Regions from separate parts of the Homo sapiens genome. Here regions 2 and 3 are each linked to region 1. A link is a loop called in an ENCODE intact Hi-C map of the cell type or tissue named here. Cell type or tissue: IMR-90. All regions are shown on one strand.

What was found. A loop is a pair of places that touch in the nucleus more often than their neighbours do. Peaks named below come from ENCODE experiments on the same cell type or tissue, not always from the same donor. Only the 100,000 strongest peaks of a DNase experiment are listed, where the experiment ranks them.
Region 2: it touches region 1 in a loop (5-fold over the local background); 15 of 110 quality-filtered maps call a loop at or near these places.
Region 3: it touches region 1 in a loop (9-fold over the local background); 19 of 110 quality-filtered maps call a loop at or near these places.

The regions. Positions count from the first base shown.
Region 1 is chr1:59,943,927-59,951,926 of GRCh38, reverse strand. It overlaps a transcript of CYP2J2 not described here. Among named protein-coding and RNA genes, the nearest start is that of CYP2J2, 21 kb to the right of the region's middle. In IMR-90, a CTCF peak has its summit at 4,408 (motif pointing right); a DNase peak (open chromatin) is centred at 4,416.
Region 2 is chr1:59,772,816-59,780,815 of GRCh38, reverse strand. The region is part of intron 4 of LOC105378758 (a long non-coding RNA gene); the gene reads left to right. LOC101926944 (a long non-coding RNA gene) reads right to left here. Exons shown (of 3, transcript NR_110627.1): 1 at 7,779-8,000; 2 at 6,692-6,765. Among named protein-coding and RNA genes, the nearest start is that of HOOK1, 38 kb to the left of the region's middle. In IMR-90, a CTCF peak has its summit at 3,141 (motif pointing right); no DNase peak of the experiment used is centred here; H3K27ac peaks cover 881 bases.
Region 3 is chr1:58,743,429-58,751,428 of GRCh38, reverse strand. It overlaps LOC112268263 (a long non-coding RNA gene), which reads right to left. Exons shown (of 9, transcript XR_007066129.1): 6 at 87-598. It overlaps LOC124904191 (a long non-coding RNA gene), which reads left to right and starts at 6,046. Exons shown (of 3, transcript XR_007066130.1): 1 at 6,046-6,129; 2 at 7,247-7,361; 3 at 7,463-7,551. RefSeq lists a silencer at 1,848-2,058. In IMR-90, no CTCF peak of the experiment used is centred here; a DNase peak (open chromatin) is centred at 4,488; H3K27ac peaks cover 365 bases.

The DNA.
Region 1 (8,000 bases):
GAAGTGGGGTAGGAGATTTGATTAAAAGCGCTGCTCAGAGGGCAATAGGGTCAAAAACAAGAATGTCAAAACTGATAGTTAAAAGCTGAGCCAAAGATATGGTATTACACCAAGGGCCAGAAGCTAGCTGGACATGGCATGTGGAAAGAGCAAGGTCGGGAGAGAAGACAGGAGGGTCCTTGGTGACTAATAAGGATGGGATTAAGACCCTCAGAGCTTACTTTCAGTCACCATACATTTCTTGGTGCACTGAGAGGTCAGAAGGGGTTTTCAGAAATAAGGTAGGCTCATTCCATGACCAGTCATTTAGTATTTGTTAATTACTACTATGTACTGGTCTTACACTATATGATCCAAGAGATAGATAAATAGGACCCAAGCCTAGTTACAGGGTTCTTAACAGGCTTACAGGGAAGATAAGGACCACATATATTGATTAAAATATTAAAACACTCAAGGTTCTGCTTCAGTTATCTGATTTTTTGCTTTATTATTTTTTTTAAATGTGAAGAACCTTAAGAGAAATGCTATGAAAGTTTAAGCTGTAGGACTATTTCAAGCTTAGAAAAACAGGGAAAGTGACATTTTTCTGGGCCTTGAAAGCCATGTGGGAATTGGACATAAAACCATGTAGTCTGGAGAAGGATCAGAGATAAATAAAAAGGAAGTTGTAAAGCAACAGAATGTAGAGGTAAAGAACATGAACACTGGTATTGAACTGATCAAGGTCAAACCTTGGCCCAGCTACTTAGCTGCTGAGTGACCTTGGGCAAGTAACTTAACCATTTCTATGTCAGTTTCCTTAGCTAGTGTGGAAATTGTTTTCAAAAGTGGCCACAATTCCTCCCATGCTCCTTACAAAGGTACGTTGCCATTCTTTCCTTCAAGAGGGGAATCTAGCTCCCCTCCCTTCCATTTGGGCTGGGTATTTGCTTTGAGGAATAGAATCTGGCAGAAGTGGTGCTATGCTGGTCCAGGCTCAGGCCTTAAGAAGCCTGGCAGCTTCTGCTTTCACCCTCTTGGAAGCCAGCCAACATGGAAAAGAATTCCAGCTAGACCACTGAACAGTCAGAGACCATGCGGACAGAAGGGACATGTGGAGGAGAATTGAGGTGCCCAGCAGACAGCCAGCATCAATGCCTCAGATGTCAAATGAGACCGTCTTGGACCTCCCCATCTTAGTTGAGCCACAGCAGGCAGTGCACACAGGACTGAGATGAACAGTCCAGCTGAGCTCTGCCCAAAGTCCTGGCCCATAGAATTGGGAGCAAAGAAATGGCTTTTGGTCAAGCCACTATGGTCGGGGGTGATTTAAATTACCCGCTTCATTGTAAACAGCCTAACTATCTCCTTTGTTCACTACCTCATTACTGCAAGAGATGGCAGAGTTTGGTTAGCAATGCAGAAAAATCTCCAAGTATTCCAGGTGTAAAGAACTTACCCATCCACTTGGAAAGCTGGGAAGCAAATGTCAGGGAGGCCAACACTGAAGATTCAGCCTGAGGATCTGAAATGGGCTCTAAAGAGCTTGCCATCAAGTCAATGAAATATGAAGAGCTCTGGGAAGCTCTTGATTGTGCTGTCCTGTTGCAGCAAAGCAAATGGTCTTGACAGCTCACAAAAGAACCTCTCTGAATTCTGTACCTGTACCTACTTAGGGCTGCAACTGACTGGAGAAGAGCAGTGTCTCCTTCCGTCATACCTACCAAATATCCTGTTTCTCCTACTCATTGGTAAGCTCTAACCCAAACTGTATGGGAAGGAGATTCTCGGAAATGGAGTCCATGGCTTCTTAGAGTCTTTAGCTGGAGTGCTAATAATACCGAGTTGACAATGGACCATTCAGCTCAAAGTGCAATTCATTAGTTGTTAGAGAGTCTTGACCTGTTCAGGTCTTTGAATTGGACTATGCTTCTTCCCCATTCCCAAAAGTTTTCACCAGGTCAGATGATACAGAACAACAACAGGAGGAAAAAGAAAAGAGCATCCAAAAATGCCAACAGAATATTCCCCTCCTTCTTCCTTGAAAGTAGTAAGGCAAACAATAGCAGAAGTCCTGGGGTGGTACTGAGAGGGTGGAGCAGAATACTCCAGGTGACTGGAGCCATTAAAAAAAAAAATCCCTGGCAAGAAGACTTCTGTAAAGGAAGGGAAAAATAAATATCTGCTGAGAGCTACTTCCACTCAATAAAATCTTGCACTTGTTCTAAAAAAAAAAAAAAAAAGCTTCCAGTCACAGATCAAGATATCCCACTAGAGAAATTAGGACCTGCTCCCTCTAGTGATTGGGGGTTACCGGGGTTTACTCATGATGGAATTGTTTGAGACTTTATGGAATTAGCCTGCAGACTTTATGGAAGATATTGGTGTTCACTTATTTACTCCACAAACATTTTTTGAACTCCATGAACTTGGAAAGTTGTCAAGGATATACAGTTTCTTCCCTCAAATCTAACAGTAAATTGATACAAATAAGTCAAAAATATACAATACACTAAAAAATAAGTATATTTAGTCAAAGGGAACATAAGGATTTTATCCAAATACCACATGAGGAAGCAGTCAATTCTAGGAGTCAGGGGTGGGATTTGGAAAAACTCAAAGACAAATAGCTTTTATATCCATACTTTTGAAAAATGACTAGAAATCCATAGCAGACAAAGAGGATCAAGGACATTCCATGCACACGCAAAAACATAGAAATAGGAAATTATGTGGTGCTCTATGGACCCATAAGTTGTGCAATAGGTCTGAGATCAAGTATGTCAGTAATATAGGCAACAACAGAGACAGGGTAGAAGGAGGAGTTGGATCAGCCTGTAAAGACTTCTGAATGCCATCAGGAGAGTTTGAATTCTGTTCTTTTTCTTTCATTTTTTTTTTCAGAGATGTGGTCTCACTATGTTGCCCAAGCTGCAGTGCAGTGACCATTCACAGGCACAATCATGGCACACTACAGCCTCTAACTGCTAGGCTCAAGCCATCCTCCTTCCTCAGCCTCCTGAGTAGCTGGGACTACAGGTGTGAGTCACTTCACCCAGCTTGGATTTTCTTCTTTAAGTCAGTATTTTCCAAAATGGGTTTGCATTTGCACCAAGGGTTGCACTACATTCTCCATCAGGATGCTGAAAAAAAATTTTGATAATGATAATATTGCTACAGCAGTCCTTTAAATGAAATACCCAAATAAACTGAAGGTAGAACAACACAGGGTTTAACTGAGGTTTTCAAAAATAATCAAATGCATCCAATTGCATTGCTGTCATCAAAAATATGATTATTAGTGCAATAAGGTAGTGTATACTGTTAATATTAGGTTGGTGCAAAAGTAATTGTGGTTTTTGCCATTATGGCAAAACCTTTTGCACCAATCTAATAACAATATGAGTATTAATATTTTTCTATCTTAATTTTTAATTTTTATTTTTGTATGTTTTATAACATAAATAATTTATGACCATAGTAGTACAGTTATATGATTTATAAATGCCTAAATAAGTTTATGTTGTTGGTGCATGCTGCAAAGTATTTTACTAATAGATGTGCATACTCAAAACATCTGAAGGCCACTCTGGCAAGTGATGGACAGCCATCAGGGGATTTCATATAAAACAGTCTCTTACTGTGAGTTTTTGGACATACCATTCTCATAACTGTTTAGAGAATAATTGAGGGAGAAAAGAATGGATGCAAGGAGACCACTTAAGAATAGTCAAGGTGGGAAATAAGGGTGCCAGATTAGGTGGTTTTGATTATTTAAACCTCTTGAAATAAAATGCAATTAAGACTATGTTAAAGCAAAGGGCACCAACTTTCTAGTGGGCACCAACTTTCACTAGAAAAATGAAGATTCTCCATTTTCATCCTGACAGAGAATCCTGTGCAACCCCTGGTGCAAATGCAAATCCACCTAATCTTAGGGGTCTGGGAGATGCAAAACCGAAAGAACCATTGCATTCTTCCCAAAATGACTCAGGCTCTTAGTGGCAGAGACACAAGGGTTACAGATAATTTTTAAGCTAAGTTTTCAAATATTATGGATACTTCTTCCAGTAGAAAGGGATGCATAGGGCATTCCAGCCCACAAGATTATACATGCAGAAGCACAGAGCAATGAGTGTGCCTCCCTCATGGAGGAAATAAAGATGCCCTTAGATGGAGCCAAGGATGGGAAGTTAAGCTGGCCCAGATTATGAACAGCTAGGAATGCTGTGCTTTCTCAGGAATTCACACCTTATCATACAGTCAGTTTAGACAATGAATATTCTCTAGAAGTTTACTGGCGTGATCACTCTCATCGATGGCCTTAGATCTGGAGACATAGTGGTTGGAAAGAAACATGAAAACAGCCAAGCTCTCCTAGCAACTCTGGGAGTTGGCTTACTTCTGTAGTTGCACCTTAAGACCACATGGGGGCGGACTCAACCCATCGCATCCCAGAAGCTCTCTGGCTCAGCTGAGAACGTCAGATTTCACCTAAGCTCTCCAATTAACTGCACTCTTGGGTGCTGTTTTATATTGCCTGTCTTAAGGGGAATGCACTTTTTCTGCAGTTAATGATGCTTTATGGGTTTTCGCCAAATAGTCTTTGGGATTCTCCAGGTCAAATACTAATCTATTCTTTTGGTGTTTTAGTTTTCAAACTACACAGATGACATTCCATGGGATTTGGCAGTGCAGCCACTGACAGACCATGCACTGTTTTGCTTTACAAAATGTAGCACATTGTGTAGCCTAACCTCATACCTCTATGTTGTAGACAAAAAAAAATAAGTCTCAAGGAGGAGCATAGCACAGTGGAGAAATAAAAGTAGCTAGAGAGAACAGCATACAGGTCAGGAGACTGCATGAGTCTGAATCCTGTCTTCATCACTTAATGGATGAATAGTTTGGGGCTATCCTTCACTTCACCCCTATGTCTTCGTTTTCCCATCTTCCTCAAATTAAATTAGTTTTTTTTTTTACAAAATGCTTTTAAAATGCTTCAGAAGTTGCCAGGAATTAATAAGAACTATATGCATTAGGTATTATTATTTCAAAGATTATTATATTTATGCATATATAAGAACTATATGCATTAGGTATTATAATTTCAAAGATTATATCTTCATATTTAGAAATTGTATTGGTGCTATTGTAAATATAAAAGTTATTTTGTTATGTGTAAACTCTAACATTTTTACCTTATGAAATCTAATCTCTTCATCATCTTTTAAAACATTTGACATTCCTTAATGTCTCTTTCAGATTGCTTTATTTTCTGTACTTCTTAGAGTGTGAAGTTTTCCCTTACATTTTGTGTCTCTTGACTCAGTCAACAAATGTTTGCTGAATATTTACTGTGTACCGATCATTGGCGACATAGCAGTGAACAAAACAGACAAAAACCTTTCCCCTCATGGAGCTCACATTCTAGTGTGGGGAGCAGAGGAAGAATAAACTATCAGTGCATGTCATATGCTAAATGAGAATTAATGGTGTAAGAAAAAAATAAAGTAGGAAAGAAAGGAGTTGCAGTTTTACACAGAGTAGTCAGAAAAAATTCTTATTGAGGTGATAATTTCTGAGCAAAGACCAGAAAGAGATTAGGAAAAAGGACATACAGCTATCTTGGGAAACAGCTTTGCAGGCAGAGGAAAGAACGGAGCAGAGGCTCTGAGTCAGGAGGGTACCTGGCACATTTAAGGAGGGCAGGGTGCCAACAGTAGACTAAAAGAAGGTGAGAATCCTAGATCAAGTCAGAGAGATCACAAAAGCCAGGCCATATAGAGCCTTTCAGAACATCATGAGGATGGTGGCTTTTACTTTGAGTAAGATGGGAAGGCATTAGACAGGTACTTTAGCAATGGAATGGCATGATCTGATTTTGTTTTTAAACTCTGGCACGATTGTGCATGAATGTTCACAGGGCAGCCATAAAAGCAGGAAGACTGTTAAAGCAGGCTTTTGCCATAATGGAGATGAGAGATAAGGATGATTTGTGAAAAGATGCTAGCAGTGGAGGCAGTGAAAAATGATTGGCTTCTGGATAGATACACAAGGTAGACTGAAGTAGATTTGCCAATTAACACTTGAAGTATAAGAATGAGAAAAAATAGGATGATTCCAAACTTCTTAGCCTGAGAAGCCAGAGGATGGAGTTTTCATTTCTAGGATGTAGAAGACAGAGAGAGGAGCAGGTTTGATAGGAACCTATTCAAGTTGCCAACAGGACTTTTCTCGTAATTGGCTAGAGCAGCTGATTCTCAAGTGTATAATGAAAATTGAAATTTAAAGAATAGCCAGGAAATTCTGAAGAAAAGGAAATTGGGAAGTATGGGGACTAAGTCTAAAATTTATGGAAGATAATAATTATGCTTCTATAATTTAAAAAAGGCTCATATTAGCATATAAGTAGACAGAAAGCTCAATAGAGCCCATGGAGGCCCCAAATAGTTTTAACTGGATAGATAAGTAGATAGACAGATACATAGATAGATAGAGAGATAGATAGATAGATAGATAGATAGATAGATAGATGACAGAAAGAGATAGAGAGAATTTTACTTTCTGATTAAGATAGCATTTTAAATCAGTAGGAAGAAGATAGATTAGTTAGCAAATTGAATAGCCATGGTAGAAAAAAAAAATGAAGTTAGATCTCTCTCTTCGTCTCATAACAAAATAGTGTCAGATGGGCCAAAAATATTACAGCAAAAATTAAACCACAAAAGAATTCAGAGAAAATCTGGCGACATAATATTATTGCAGTAAAAATGCTGTTCTTAACCATTTTTTTAACCATTTTCTTAATTGTGTCAATTAAGCATGACACAAAGCTGTGAAGCCCCACTCCCCAAAAAAGTTTGATAATTCTGGCTACATTTTAAAAACAAAATTTCTACATGGTAAAAATACTATAGTCAAGGTCAAAGACCAGAAAAAATGTAAAGAAAATACTAGCAACATAAATAATAGATAAATATCTAGTTATCTTAGTGTATTATGGGATATACAAGCCAACAAGAAAAGTATCAACTACCCAATAGAAGAAATCTGGGTGAGGGTCATGATTTCAGAAAAAAAATAAATGCAAATGGCTTTTTTTAAAGTGGCATTTAAAATAATGCAATTAAAATAATGCATTTTTTGAAATTTAAAATTTTTTGACCTTTAAAATAATGTAATTAAAAATAATAAATAATAAAATTGAAACTAAATGTCATTTTTTACTAATCCAACTGGCAAATAACCACAAGCTCTGAATTGGCAAGCAAGGAAGAAACAGATATTCTTGTACGTAGGAAATAGAGACTCTTGGCAAGGAAATCCAGTCATATTTATCGGTATTTAAATGAAAATACCCTTTTGCCCAATAGTTCTCCTTTTATGAATTTGTCCTACAGACATACTCAAGAATTTTTAGGCCAGGCACAGTGGCTCATGCTTGTAATCCCGGTAATTTGGGAGGCCAAGGTGGGCAGATCACTAGAGTCCAGCAGTTCAAGACCAGCCTGTCCAACATGGTGAAACCCCGGCTCTACTAAAAATACAAAAATTAACCAGCCGTGGTGGCGCATGCCTGTAGTCCCAGCTACTTGGCGAGCTGAGGCGGGAGGATCTCTTGAGCCTGGGAAGTTGAAGCTGCAGTAAGCCGAGATCACACCATTGTATTCCAGCCTGGGTGACAAAGTGAGACCCTGTCTCAAAATAAATAAATAAATATGACTACAAACACCTTCTCTGAAGCATTGTTTATAACTTTAGACAGCTAGACACAATACCAATGCTCATTGTATGAGACATTATAGGTAGTCATTTTTTAAACTATAGAAATCTATACATACTTAAACGGCTAAGATATTTTATTAAACTAGAATTGCAAGGCTTAGGATCATATCTCTAGCAAGCAAGCAACAATTTGTACATTAAAGGGGCCACTAAGTATACAAATGCATATATGTATATATGAAGCTACATTTTGAAGGAATTACCTTTAGTTGCTGTCTCCACTTCAACTC
Region 2 (8,000 bases), 170 kb after region 1:
AATGGTAAAACTGTTCTAATTTCAAAAAATCTTCAATTAGCTTACAATAAAAGTACTGGCATAGTAAAATAATTCTAGCATACTATAAAGGCAACTAATCAATGAAGGGGAAGGCAAGAACTATTTTATCATGATTTCATAGCTGAGGAAAATACAATTGTGTGTATATTAAATGTAGTCATGAGCTCCTTGGCAGCTGAGGAATAGAGGGAAACACTGTTCTTAATATTTAGTAGATTCTGGAGTTCTGGGAGGCATCAGATATAGTTCCTAGAAAAGACTGAGTGAATGAACAAATAATGTAAATGACAGCAAATTTTATAATAAAAGTATACAAGTATTTTTCATATAAGTCATTTTATAGTTGTGGCCTGGTGAAATCTAAAGACCAGAAAGATAAGACTCTGGTGTGGACCAGAGTGAGGTGGCCAACTGTAAAGCTTCCTGCAGATGGGTGCCTGCAGGGAAAAGCTTATGGGTAGTGGGGTGGGGATTGAGGAGCTGAGGAAATTGAGGAGGTTTCTACTTTACATGATTCTACAACTCTATGTGAAGTAGAATGCAACTCCCTCCTCTTTTAAAAACCCTTCAGTGGCATTCCATTACACTATGACAACATCTGAACTCCTTATCATGGCCTTCAAGGTCTTATGTGATCCAGCCTTGGCCCCCTTGTGGTCACGTATCCCCTGGATCATTCCACTCTCACCACGATGGACTTCATCCAACTCTTCAAACATTTTGAGCACCTGCTATTTAGTGTTCTTTTAAATGATGGTTTTTCTACCTGTACTGCTGTCTCTCTGCCCTTTCACTTGGCTAATTCCTAGTCATTCAATAGATTTCACCTTAAGTATTTAACTGCAGAGAAGACCATCTTGACTTCTACCTAACCCCATTTGTATTAAATCATATCTATAACCCTTTTATAAAGAATCTGGTATTTTCCTTCATAGCATTTATAACAACCCATTTGTGCTTTCATTTATTCAAAGTCTTTTTATGTATATATACATGGGTTAGTATATATACATACATGTATTTTCTATCTTTTTCCACTGAGAGAAACTAGAAGCACTTCCGGCACCCAGATCTTGGTTTCTGATACCATTCTCCAATAAAAGGAACCAGTGTTCTTTGGAGAAATCACTGATTCTAGGGCAGGGGTGGGAAAATCCAAGATAAGCCTGGAGCATTTTGTAGTGACAGAATGCAAGGAAGGGCTCAACAAAATGGGGACATGTGAAAAGGGCACAGTAGTCAACCTGAAAAAGCTCCCATTGGCCAAAGCTAGGCAGTGGGAGCTCTAACTTGTTGCCCCAGTTAGGGAAACAAAATAAATGACAGTATTGGAATATAACCTAAAAAATAAAATGAATATTCATGAATGTTTACTGAGTGATAAATGATTGAATAAATAAATAAATGGAGGAGAAAGGATAAATATTTCCTGCCAAATTCCAAATGATAAACGTAGTTGCTGCCTCCTCCACGATGTAGAGCTTAACTCTGCTTCCCTTGTGAGGGCTGGATTTAGTACTCACTTCTAACTAACAGAATATGAAAAGGGAAAAATAGAAACTTAACAGCAGAGAAATCTGCCATGTATCACCTTAACTAAATTAATAAGGTTAACATCATCAATGATAGCTCATGTTTATAGCTTGTATCCTTGATGTGATGTGGTGAGAAGGGCACTTTGCCAATATGTCATTTGTCCAAAATATTCAGAACTCTAGTCTACTTATATGAACACATCAGACAAACCCAAATGCGGGGACTTTCTCCAAAATGCCTAACCAATCCTTTTTTTTTTTTTTTTTAGATGGTATTTCGCTCTTGTCACCCAGGCTGGAGTGCAATGGTGTGATCTCGGCTCACTGCAACCTCCGCCTCCTGGGTTCAAGTAATTCTCCTCCTCAGCCTCCCTAGTAGCTGGGATTACAGGTGCCCGCCACCATGCCCAGCTAATTTTTGTATTTTTAGTAGAGACAGGGTTTCAACATGTTGGCCAGGCTGGTCTCAAACTCCTGACCTCAGGTGATCCACCCACCTCAGCCTCCCAAAGTGCTGATATTACAGGCGTAAGCCACCAGGCCTGGCCCTAATCAATAATTTACAAAGGTGTCAAGGTCACAAAAAACAAAGAAAGTCTGAGAAACTAAAGAGATATGATGATTCAATGAAACATGGTGCCCTGGATTGGATCCTGGAAAAGGAAAACATTAATCAAAAAATTGGCGAAATTTGGTTAGAGTTTGTAATTTAGTTAGTAGCATCGTACCAATGAAAGTTTCTTAGTATTGATAAATACTGTATGGTTGTGTGAGTTGTTAACATTAGGGGAAGCAATGTGAAGGGTATATGGAACTCTCTATTGTTTGCAAGTCTTCTGTAAAACTAAAATTATTACAAAATGAAAATTTAAAAATGTCTTCTTCTACTAAACTTTATCTGTTGCTCACTACTGTATATTCATTTTTGGAACAGTGATGTATGGTGGGTAAAACTGTGGTTTCTCGAGGCTGGATGCATGTTTGATTTCTGGCCCTGCTATTTATGAACTATGGGAGTGGCAAGTTTCTTAAGGACTTCTTGTCTCAGTTTCCTCATCTATAGAAGGGGCATAAGGTGGTTGCGAGAATTGGAGGGCTTAATATATATAAAACACATACAACAATGCAAGGTTAGTTATTACGGGTATAATTTCCATTTAATATGTCATTGTTGAATGAGTGAATAAATGATTCAGGGCTTTTTGCTAAGTGTGAATCAGGATTGAATTCAAGTCAGAGAGAATATTTGAAGAAGAGGCAGGACATAGAGTAGTTTGTTTACAGTGGAATGGAGGCTCTGTAAGGCATAGCTGGTGGGTTGGCACAAGGATGGCAGAAGGATAAGGAAAAACTGTGGGGCATGTAAGCCAGGAGTGATACTGTTATGGAAGTGTGTATGAGGGCTTTGTGTTTGGAGCAGTGGTGAAGGTTGACAAACAAGGGCAATTGGTCTCTCCTGGGCATATTGCCTTCAAATTGGTTCTTCACTTTCTCCTGCTCTGCTCTGTATTTCAGGGGACTGACCCTTGAATTCTGCATATTTGGCCAGTGGGAGGCACTGGTGGAACACTAGAGGGAGGGAAGAGGGGAGAAGTTGGAATGTTTCTCCCCTCCCTCTCTGTCTTGGGCAGCAACTCCCCAGCAGCGCCATCTCCAGAACAGTCCTGCCAGGATGCCAGCTTCGCCCAGGGGCCCGTAACACTGCCTCTTCCTCTGTCCCTCTGGCCTAGGGTCTTAGTGGTTCCCTTCAGTTATGATTCTCTGGGTTGCCTCACTACCCCATGCTTGGCTCTCAGTTCCTCCACTTCTGTGTAATTAATTCCCAGTTTTTAAATCCCTGTTATGAATACTCAGCTGGCAGCTATTTCCTGCTTTGACTCTGACAGAAACAAAAGGCACGATGGAATTCCCTGTCTTCCAGCCTGACTTAAACTCAGGGGAAAAGATTTTTCAGTGCTACCATAGATAGAAACGCTGGCTACTTTCCTAATTGCTGGTTATAGGGTCCGTGTGCTGTGACCTGGCCTGGGCTTCAGATCATTGCAAAGCTTAGAAGGAGGAGGTGCTGATGAGAGCCCATTTAGGCGTATATCATGCACCACTGCCTTATGGAGAGTCCTGGACAGAACTGGACCTGATGGAAGGGAAAGATCTGATGGGAGGAGAAGGTCCTGGAATCTCAGTGATGCAACAGCCAGACCCAGTGTCACATCCATTGGGGGTTATGTGGGTTGAAGAGCTCCTTCTGCCTAAGTGTGCCAAGTATTGGAGTCAGGGGTATCCACATTACTCCAGCCCCTTTAAGTACACCTGGCATACTCGCTGGACTTCATACAAAAAGACACTACTATCATCAGCATTTTGTCTGGAAGATGATAGTGAGGCAGCCATATGAACTACCTCTCACTTGAGTTCTTGCTTTCTGTCTTCCTCACCTGGGCTCCATACCTTACATCCATTGCTCACCTGGCCCATTGGAAGAACAATCTGGCTTGGCCAGCTGTCTTGCCTTTGACCTCAGTATCCCTTGCAGGTATAATTCCAGCATTTATTTTTCAGCTTCTTATGCTTCCACCATAGTGAGGTAGGACTCTACTTCCACACACCCACTTAGCACATACCCAGGGACCTCCTCTTATTTTATTTTATCCTTAAAATATAGGAGACCAAATGAAAGATGGGATTGGCGAGTCTAAGATGAGACTGGAAGCAATAGTCAGGCAGAGGGATGGAGGCAAAAAGGCTAGCCAAGAAGCTGTTAGATGTGGTAAGAACCTAGACTCCAAGAGTGGAAGAGGTGAAGGTGTATGGGAAGATGCCACCCTAGATTTAGATGCAGGGTGGAAGGATTTGGCTGAATATATTTGCAGAATATATGATTTGATGACTAGTATCTTGCAGAGTTATCTAATGGGTATGTATAAATTAAATATGTTCATATTTAAGGACTACTCATGGATATATACACACATATTTATTAATCCACTGTAATCAAAATTTTTTGATACCAAGAGATGTCTTTTAAAGGTAAAGAAGGGTAATATTTAATTACAATCACAAATTATAGCTGCAGAGGAGCCAATTCATTCCTTTCAACCCCAATCAGATGGTTACATAAACATCTTTGCCTGTCTGAGGGACAGTAGCAGTGACAAGAAGAAGATTAAGGGTGGAGGCTTTAGTTCCTCCACAATTTCTGCTGACTTTACCTCTCAATTCTCTGATCTAAACAGTTCACATTTCCTATGCAAAGGGCTTCGTAAAAGCAGTTTTATTACAAGTTGGCTAGCTTCTCCTTTCCACCATATTAAGTCCCCTAAGCAATTCCTTTATAGAAATTCTAGATTCTCTACTGAAAGTAGTATTTTGTAGTCATAAAATATTGATCCCTTCCCTTACAATTTGTAGTTTATTTTAAAATACTAACATTAGGTAATGGTTCTAACAACCAGTAGTCATTTGCAGTACTCTCAAGTAAGTCTCAATCACCTCTGCCTTCTACACGGCTCCTGTAAAAGCAGCCTTGGCAGTATTCACGTCACCAGAGGTGGCTGTTTGATGAAGAGTAATGAAAAATGCATCATCACAGGCTGATACTGAACAGTTATCTGATCAACCTACACAGCAGCCTGTTCTTAGCTAAGACTCGGGAAGAAGATGTACCTGGCATGCAGCATGGTGAAGAGCATGGATTTTGCATTTGTGCAGACCTAGTACGAGTCTTGGCTTCACTATTTACTGGCTCTGAGACCACTGGTAATTTATTTATTTAACATCTTGGTTAAATAAATAACAAAGTATTCATCTACAAAAATGAGGATAACAGTATATTCCTTACAGTGTTTCTTTAGGAGATTAAATAAGTAGTAGGATCTGATCTGGTATGTCTGGCATTCCATGACTTGCTATGGTTGGTGATGGTGTTTTTAGGTGCATTTCCTGAAGGATGTTCCCGCTCATTCCTGTTCCACAGGGCCTCCTCCCACAGGTAGCATAAGGTTAAAGCCATCATCAGATTTAGTGTTTTTTTTAACATCACCTGCATGTTAGAATCACTTGGGGAGTTTTTTCAAACATACCAATGCCAGGTCACATCCCGGAACAATTCAGTCAGAATCTCTAGAGGTAAAGCACAGGCTCACCAGGTGATTCCAATATGCAGCTAGGGGTGAGAATCCTTAGGTTAGAGGCACTATGGATCTAAACTCGGATGGCAACTATGATGATTCCTTGTGTTCTTCAAATTTGAGAAAACTGCCTTTTATTCTTCCTTTCTGGTGAGGAACATGGATTCCTCTAAAGAAAATTATAGTTTGATATCACTGTAAATCTAGATGCAGGTGGAAGGATTTGGCTGAACATATTTGCAGAATATCTAATTTGATGAGCCGTATGTTGCAGAATTATCTAGTGGGTAAGTATAAATTATATTGATATTTAGGGACCACCCATGAATGTTTATACATATGTAAACACACACATATATTTGTCCATTGTAGTCATAGTTTTTTGATACAAAATTGTCTGCCTTTGGTCAGTGGAAGATCCTTCAACTTGGCCCTAATGTTATTTTAGTGTGATGCAATGGTCTTTGATGGCTTCTTTGCTCTCACTTACAACGAGATATCCCAGGCTTATCTTGTACATTTCTCATCCTCAATATGGTGCTGGCAGTTTCTACAAGGGAACTCGATTTTTTTGATATTTAGACACTAACATCTTTACCCTTTGATTGCTAATTGATATTGGCCTGTCAATGCTTCTATGTATTCTTGGTGAAAAGAGCTAGCAATTTTACAAAAAAAAAAACAACAAAAAATTGATACTGGTATTTCCTTTTCAAGTTAAAGATTATAGTGTTTTAACTTTTTATATTTGTATGCCTTTTATTTCAGGCTAAAAATCTTGATTTCTAAAGACATAAACATTTGCTTTATGAAAAATATATCCTAGTATATTTTTTAAATATGAATACTAATATTATTACTAAGAATAAGATTATTAAATGTATTTAACTGCATCCTTGGTATATATCCTATGAGGTATGGGAAGATAAAAGTACAGTTTTGAAAACTGAAGGAATTATTTTCTTTGTAGTTATGCCACAACTTAGTATAAATTTAAGTATACTGTACCTTAATAATGAAAAGTAGCCAGATAGGATCTGTTACCTATGGAGAAGGGAATTTTGACATCACAGAGTTGAGGGCTGTGAAAGTAGAAAAATGAAACCATTTAATGAATATACCACATCAAGTTCAGACTGATTGATACACATGTTAAACTCATTTTAAAAAGGAAAAAAGCAAAAAACCGAGGGCAGAAAATTGATGGGGAATTGAAAGAGAGCTTGGGACAGTTAAATCCATATGTGTCTTCTGTCTGGAGATAAAAATACAATGTTCACTTGGTCATTCATTATAAGTGCCAAACTCCATTATTACTGAGGCTTCTTCTGCTTCAAATCATACATTTATTTGGGAGTTGTAAAACATTATAATTCCCAAAGTCACGCTCCTTTCCATCTGGTTCATATCTAGTGCCCCGAAAGCTACTAAAAGGAACTTCCCCACTGTCTTGCTGTTTGCACTACACTTATGAGAATGCCAATGACCGCACTTAGGGGACTGGTCCTCAATACTCCCAAAGCCACCACCCCAGAGGCCAGAGCAGAGGCTGGCACACTACAGCCTGCAGGCCACATTGCAGGACCACCTGTTTTTGTAAATAAGGCTTTATTAGAACACAGCTCTGCCCATTCATTCACATATTGTCTGTGACTGCCTTCTTGTTACAATGGCAGAGTTAAGCAGTAGCGAATGAGATCAAATAATATGAAAGGCCAAAAGATATTTACTATCTAGCCCTTTCCTAAAAAACATCTGCTGACTGTATAGCAGTGCAGCTTGTGTCTGGAGTATAAAGAGTTAAAAACATAGCCCCTCTAGCAGTAAATCTTCACTCTTTCTGAGCATTTTTTAAGTGTCGAAAGGGGACTATATACTAATAGCATCGCCAAGCATTCTTTTTATTTTGATTTTTATTTCATGAGACTTCAGCTTTTCCCGCCTCTCCTCTCCTAGTCGTAGGACACCACTGCCATGTAGTTTAAATGGGGCATCACATCGTCTATCTCCTACCACTGATATTTTTAAAATCTCAGCTCCACCTCAGCCCCAATTATCTTCTGACACTTATAGGAGGTGGTTTAATGCCACTTACCAGTGTGTGACCTTGAGCAAGTAATTTCATGTCTTGGGACCTCAGTTTCTTCTTCAATAGAACAGGATATTATTTACTCTTGGGGCTATGCAGATGTAATGAAATAATGAAAGTTCTTGGAACATAATTTGCATCCTAGAAAGGTGGTTATTATTATTGTTGCTGTTGATTAGTGTAAGGTAATGGTTAAGAACTTCAGCCGGACATCTTGGGTGATCTTGG
Region 3 (8,000 bases), 1.2 Mb after region 1:
TTTCCTCATTATAAATGATTATAAAGCAGAAGAAAAGGAAAACACAGAAAAAAAATTAGAAACTTACAACTCCGTAGATGTTTTACCTTCATATCCTTCTTCTCTTCTTGGTATTGCTTGGGCCTCACTGAAGCCATGGGTCCCCTCCTTATTGCAGAGAAGGCTGTTGATTGGAAGGGCACAGAGAGACTGGCTCTGGCTGTACTAGGCTTGATCTGGAGTCTGGTGCTGCCAGGAAAAGGGCTCATAATTCAGGAGGGATCTGCATGCATGTATGTCATGAGATGAGAGAACTGTGGGTTCTGCCCAATGTGCTGTGAAGATAGATTGGACATCTGGCAGTGAAGACCAACTCTAGTCGGGGCCATCCCATTCTTGGTTCACCAAAGTGTCTTTGTTAGGGGACTCGATCACTCCCTGGCTGTACTTCTCTAAAGGCTGTCTCTTCAGGGTGAAAATAACCTTTGCTCTCTTTACCTTGCTTCTTCCAGACTCCAAGTATTCAACACGGTTTTTAAAGGCTGCACCATCAGGAGGATTGAGTGGGAGGTGAGGAAGTAGAGACAGGTTGTGTAGACAAATACTGCAAGGAGTTTGGCTGTGAAAAAATTGAGGGAGAAAGAATGGGACAGTGGGGGAAGAGTTGATTTTTTTTGAAGGTGGTGTTCTAAGTTAGAAAAGACCAGAGCCTATTTAAATGCTTTTGAGGAGAAGCAAGCCAAGTGGAAAAGGTTGAAGGGATAGGAGCTTAATTGATAGCACAAGGTCCCTGAGAAAGCAGAAGGGGAGGGGTCCAGACCTCAGGGGCTGCCATTGGCCTTGAGCAGGAGGACAAGACCGGGGGTACACAAGGAGCAAAGGTGAGAGCACAGTTTATCCAAGTCCCAAAGTTTGTCATGGTCTTTCTTCCCTCTTTGCCCAGCTGTGGCCACATGCCAGTGCGGTTCTCGATGCTCCACGCACATGAATTAACACCCTCACCACAATCCTGCTACAGAGGCATTTTAACCATCATTTTCTAGATGTTCAAACCAAATCTCAGAGAACATATGAAATTGCCTATGGTTACACAACTGGTATTATTAATAAAAATAGTGCTGACATTAATACAGCCCTAACTATGTGTCAGACTTTATTCTAAGTACTTTATATTCATGATTCTGTTTAACCCTATGAGGCAGGTACAATTATGATTCTGATTTTACAGATTATTTGCCCAAGGTCCAACAACTTCAAAATGGAGCCAACACTCAAGCCCAGGCCGTCTGGTTCCCAGGACAGTATTCTTAACCATCATGCCATGTCATCTTTTGTTGTAGGAAACAAGGTAATGGAGATTAAGTTCAAACTCTCATTTGTCTGACTCCAAATGATGCCATACTTTGCTAATTGCATCAAGAGATGAGGATGGATAAAGGTAAATTCACCTTTAGAATTGAATATTCTATACCAAGATCCAGTTGGGATGTCTGAGGACAAGTAAGAGAAACTCAAATACCTCCTCAATAGACTCCCTCCAATGACTCATTGCCCCAAACTGGGTAACCAGGCTCTCCACTTCTCTAACCAGCTGGGGTGCCTCTTTGGTGAGAATTTTCAAGGGAATGAGTTGACAGTGGTTTAACAATCAACAGTGCCTGCTGGATTCACACAGGGCAGTAAGTGCTTTACCCAAGTCTTCATTGATTCATTTGTTCATTCGGTAAATCATTTCCTGACCACCAGTTCTGCCTGGTACAGTGTCAGCAGTAGACATGTAAGTCAGGCACACAGTTCTTACTTCTTAAGCAGCTTACAGACTGATGCTTGGTGTAGATATGTAAGCAGACAAGTCCATTGTAATGCACGGCCACTTCCTATAGTGAGGTGTGTCCAAAGGGTGACAAAAACAGAAAGGGGGTGCCAGTGCCTGTCTAGGGGAGGGACTAAGAAGAAGACTTCTTTTAAGAAAAGAAGTTTGCCAGAGGAACAAGGGAAATGAAAAGGGCATGTGACTCAGGCAGAGGGGGCAACATAAGCAAAGTCAGGGGAGCATGGGCAAGTATGGCAAGTTCGGCTGCAGCAGAAATGCCAGGTTTGAGGGGTGGGAGATGAAGCTGGAGAGGTAGGCAGAGGCAGATCATGTTATCACAGGTGCTGGATGCCACATGTAGGAATTTAATCTCTAATCTTTGCCACCACCCTGCGAAGCTGTTCTATTACTCGTTCCAATTTACAAATAAGAAAACGGAGGTTCAGAAGAACTAATGGGCTCCCTATTCACAGCTGATAAGAAACAGGGCCAGAATTTGAACCCAGGCTGGCCTGATGCCAGAGCCTACCCTCTTTCCACTACATCATAATGACTGCCTTTGGTTCTGCCTCCAAAGTGATAGCACCCTATTACATAACCAAACAAATAAAAAGCCTTTTTTTATGGTGACAGTGGCAATGTCATTCGAGGAACTAAGATTTGTTCCTTTTACAAATGAGACTGGGGCACATTTTTCCCTCTGCTCATTATAAAGGCCTGCTTCCTACCAGAATGAATAATGAGGTTGTAGCTGTCTGCATTCAGCCATAGGAAGACGCATAATTGTATTTCTTCCATGATGGAAGAACCAGCTGTGGTGCTAATAAAAATGACTGCTTTTCAATTCTTTCAGCAGAGTAAATAAAACTCCCTTGTGATTAACGGCAAATTGGTTTCCTACAGAGTTGTCAAATCTGAAGGGGTGGGACAAGGGGGGTCAGGGAGAAGATGGGAGTGACAGCATGGTTAGTGGTTCTACTCCAGCAGTGTTCTTTCTCCAAGTATGTGTTCCAGAGACACCTTGAATAGAATACATCTTTTCTTTCTCTTTCTTTTTTTTTTAGAGACAAGGTCTTGCTCCGTTGCCCAGGCTGGAGTGCAGTTGTGTGATCATAGCTCACTGCACCCTCCAACTTTTGGGCTCAAGCAATATTCCTGCCTCAGCAGGAGTAACTGGGACTACAGGCACCCACCACCATACCCAGCTAGTTTATTTTTATTTATTCATTTATTTTTTTTTTTTTGAGACAGAGTCTTGCTCTTGTTGCCCAGGGTAGAGTGCAATGGCACAATCTCGGGTCACTGCAAGCTCCGCCTCCCTTCCACCTCCCGGGTTCAAGTGATTCTCCTGCCTCAGCCTCCCGAGTAGCTGGGATTACAGGCATGCACCACCACACCAGGCTAATTTTGTATTTTTAGTAGAGATGGGGTTTCTCCATGTTGGTCAGGCTGGTCTCGAACTCCCGACCTCAGGTGATCCACCTGCCTCTGCCTCCCAAAGTGCTGGGATTACAGGTGGCTCACACCTCCCCCAGCAAAAGCCTCTAGCCCCTGGGCTCCCCAGGCGGCTCCCCTTCCAAGCTCCCACTGGGCCCGACCCTGTTTAGCTTCCTGGACTGGGCCCAGGCGCCCTCAGGCTGCTATGGTGCCAGGGGCTAGTTTATTTGTGTAGAGACGGGGCTCACTCTATTTCCCAGGCTGTTCTCCGACTCTTGGCCTCAAGTGATCCTCCTGCCTCAGCCTCCCATAGTGTTTGGATTATATGGGTGAGCCACTTTGCCCAACCCACTCTTGGCCTCAAGTGATCCTCCTCCCTCAGCCTCCCATAGTGTTTGGATTATACGGGTGAGCCACTTTGCCCAACCCAAGAAAGATATTTTCAACTTCTTTCAGAAAATTGCCAATTCTACCAAAATAACACTTCAGTATCCTGGCATGGGGACAAAATAAAAAAGGGAGCTCACTTGTTAACAACCAGAGTTCCTAAGACTTACAGGTTTGGGATATCAACTCTTTCTCCATCCAGGTATTCATTCATTTATTCTACAAATATTTTAAAGGCTTACTAGTGATCTGTTCATTAATTGACTATTACTGAGTGTCTACTGTATTCCAGGGCTGGGCTTTGGGAATAAATGGTGAAAAAGACCCAATTCCTGCCCTCATGGTGCACACAGTCTAATGAATAGATAGATCTGTTAGTAGTTTTTTATGATTCTTTTTCTTTTTATAATTTTCTTGTAAACACAGTGTCTTGCTATGTTGCCCAGGCTGGTCTCTGATTCCTGGCCTCAAGTAATCCTCCTACCTCAGACTGCTAGGATTACAGGTGTGAGCTACTGTGCCTGGCCATGATTCTTGTGATAAGATCTATGTCCTGGAAATAAAGGTAGTGTATTTTAATAGCTTTTTCATTCTCTTGGCAAATGGGATAGAAAAACTATTTTGCCCTCACTTTTAGGTTAAAGAGTTACAAACCAAGGTCAATGAAAGATCAATCAGAAATGAAGATGATGTAGCTTTGAAATGTTAACAGAAGACTATATGATTCTGGTTGCAAAATATTGGTGGATCAGACAGGGTCCTGATAGGAAACCTATGGAACACCCATATTAGGATAATTCTAAGAAAGTTTATTACAAAGGGAGTGTTTACAAGGATGTGGGTGGGATGCAGGTGACTCATAAGGGCTGTGCAGGAACCCAGGGCTAGCAGCAGTGGTGCTAACATTCAAAAGAATTACAGAGGGAATTGGCTATGGGAACCTAGAAGGGAAGAGTAGTGTCGAGAAGATCAGCATAAGAGGAAGAGTGACTGACAGTTGACGGTCACAGCCAGACCAGCATGACCATACAAAGAAGATGTCAGGGGAATCAAACCCTGCCTTCACTCACCTGCCTCCCAAATTTTTTCCATCTTGGAGGTCAGGGAAGGCTTCCTACAGGAGATGGCACCTGAGCCGGCTCTTGACAGATGAATGGGAGTTCGTTAGGTGATGAAGAAAGTGAAAAAAAGTTCCAGGCAGAAAAAAAAAAAAATAGGCCAAAGTAAGAAGGTGAGAGGTTCAGAGGCAGACTGAAAATAAATCCTAAAGGACTTATATGTCATGCTTAAAAGTTTGGTCTTTGTACCCAGGGCACTGGGGAGCCATTGCATAGGTGACTGCCATGATCATATTTGCATCTCTTATAGAAGACCCCTTTCTCTGTTGCATAGAGGATGAATTACAGAGAGGTGGATAGTGGACAAGAAGAGACAGGCTGATGCAACAAGCAGCAGATAAAGGGTGAGAGCCTGGGCCAGGATCATTCTGGTGGACATGGAGAGAAGGGGGAGGTTTCGAGGTACACTTAGGAAGTAGCAATCATAGCTGAATGAATGGAAAAAGAGTCCACTGGGGAGGGAGGCATCTAGGCTGATTCTCAGGATTCTGGCTAGAGTGTCAGTGGATGACAGTATTTTCCAGGACTAAAAACAAAACAAGAGCAATAGGTTTGGAGAAGGAAAAGAGATGTCTTTGGTCTAAGGCATATTGAGTTTCATATGCCTGCAGAAACTCTAGGTGGAGTTGTCTAGTGTTACTTGGTTACGACTCTCAAGTTCAGCAGAGGGAGAAAGAGCCAGGCTAAGAGAGAGATGTGGGACACATGAACGCAGTGGTGATAAGGCCGTGGGGATGCGCAAGAGGAGCCAGGAAAAGCCCAGGGAGAGAGAAGGGAGAGGGCATACCTGCTTTGTCACTGCCACACCCTCATCTGTAGGATGAAATGGGAGTGCCTCCTTCACCCGGTGGTTGTGATCATGTAAAGAGGAGATGTGTGTTAAAGAGCCTTGTGTATGACAGATACTAACAAGTATTTGCATAAGCAGAGAAAAGATATAAAAGCCAAGGAATTAGATTTTATACTGTGTTCAAAGAACAAAACAGCAGCTGCTTTATATTTAATGAACAACACAGTATCATATCTGTGCTACTATGTTTTTTCTAACAGATTTGTCTTTCCTTGCTCCTTGGACTGTAAGGGGATAAGAGCTATAACCCACAGTTGTTTGTATTTTGCGTACATTTAAGTACTCATAGCATATATTAGGTATCTACTAAATATATAAACATGGTTGATTGATTGTCTAATAGCAAAAAAATTTTTTTTTTTAGAAAGACTCCAAGCTGGATATATAGTTCCAATTACTCCAGCACTTCTCTATAAATGACAAACCACTTGCTCTCTCCGGGTCCTGTTGCTCCCCCACTGGAGAACTGTGATTAATGTCCCTTCCCTGTTTGAGAGTGGTGGTCCAAAGATTAATGAAGTCAGAATCCCTTGGAGATAACATGAGTAAGAAATGGGCTGTATTGTTGTCCTGTTGTAATGAATTTGAAAATTATCCTATATTGTCCAAATGGCAACTGACTCATCAAAAGTGGGTGTTTGGAAGTGATAAATGGAAAGTCTGAGGATTTTCTCATTAATTAACTTGGCTGTGAAAATAAGCACTGGCCCACATTCCCAGTGAAATAAAAACAGACCAAAAGGTAACCAAAAAGCCAGGCTAGTATGGAGTGGCGTAAATTCTGCCCTGGGCATAGACTCAGACTTTTGGCAGTCAAGTAATAATTTTATATAGGTAATATATCACTTTCTATTATATGTTTTCCAAATTTTCTATAATGAGCACATGCTCTTTTATAATAAAAGTTAATTTTTAAAAATATTATTAACATAAAAAATATTCATCATACATTTATAACATAAGATAATATAATAGAGATTAAGTAAATTCTGTATTTATTTTTTCCTATGTTTTTGAGTCTGCTTTATCAAAATTCCATCATGTTATTTGCCCTTTATTCTATTACCAAATAAATCAAAGGTCTTTAGCTGTAAGCAACAGAAATTACATCTGATGAATATATACCAGAAAGGAAACATGCTGGGAATATATGGGGGAATTCAAAAGTTCAAAAGGAAAGCTGGGAGCCAAGCTTAGGAAGCCGGGAGGAGGACAGAAGTGGTTCTAGGGGTTCCACAGGAACTATGAGCAGGCTAATCCGGTTGCCCTTTTGACAACCCATGAGTTCAAACCATCCACCCTAATTCCTGTCCAACTAGGGAAGGAAGATCTGGCCAGCCCAGTGAGGACCATATTTCTGCCTATGGCTAGGGGACAGTAGGGCACCTTGCTAACTGTTTCATCCAGACTGTATCCAAATGACTTTGGTTGTTCACCCAAGGGAGTTTTAATCTTAATCCCAAAAGAAATGAAATGGATGTTGGACAAACAAAAACAGATGCCCACCACATTAGGTAATAGTTTCCCCCCTGTGACTTCTTAAAAGTATAATTTACATATAAACAATAATGTTTCAAACTGACCACTTGGTCTATTGGGGAACTGCTCTGATTGTTAGGAAACCCTTCTGCAATTGTTGATTCCATTTCTATCCCTCCATAGCAAAAGAAGGGTCAGGATGGTGGTGGAGTAAAAGAAGGGTCAGGATGGTGGTGGAGTTGGAAACAGTATTGTTTGAGGACCAGTTGAGAAAGCTGCATGATGGAGCAGCTTGAAGGTGAGAAGGAGACTCAAGGTGAAGTGAGCTCTCATCACCATGCTTCCAAAGGGCAGCCAGCCATGTAGCAAAGGAATGAGCGTTGTTCTTTCTTTCCCTAGAGGCTACAATTAGGACCAATGGGTGGAACTTCAAGGGAGGCAAATGCAAATGTAATCTCAAGGAATGGTAGAACTTTTCAACAGAGTTGCCCCACTCTGGAGAGTTGGAAGTCCCCATCTCAAAAGGTAGGCAAAGAGGAATTTCAGCATGGATGGGGTTGGGTTATACTTGTATGATCTCTAAGGGTTCTTTGGATCTTGAGATTCTATTATCCTATGAGCCTTTATTCTTTGCAAGCCTAAAGTATGTCAGGCTGAAGAGGGTTCCTTGCTTTTCTCAGCCTCTGGGTCACACCCATGCCTCAGACTCAGCTTCTCTTTTTCATTTCATTTGCTTGAAAACTTGTGTTTGTGGAAGAATTCTCCATGGACTACTTACTGCAGGAGAATACTGGGATTTCCTCAACTGAATATAGCAAGCAGGAGAGGAGAGAAAAAGCATGAACAGTGGATTAGTAGTAAGAATTCTTGACCAGCCTGGCCAACATGGTGAAACCCTATCTCTATTAAAAATACAAAAAATTAACTGGGCGTGGTG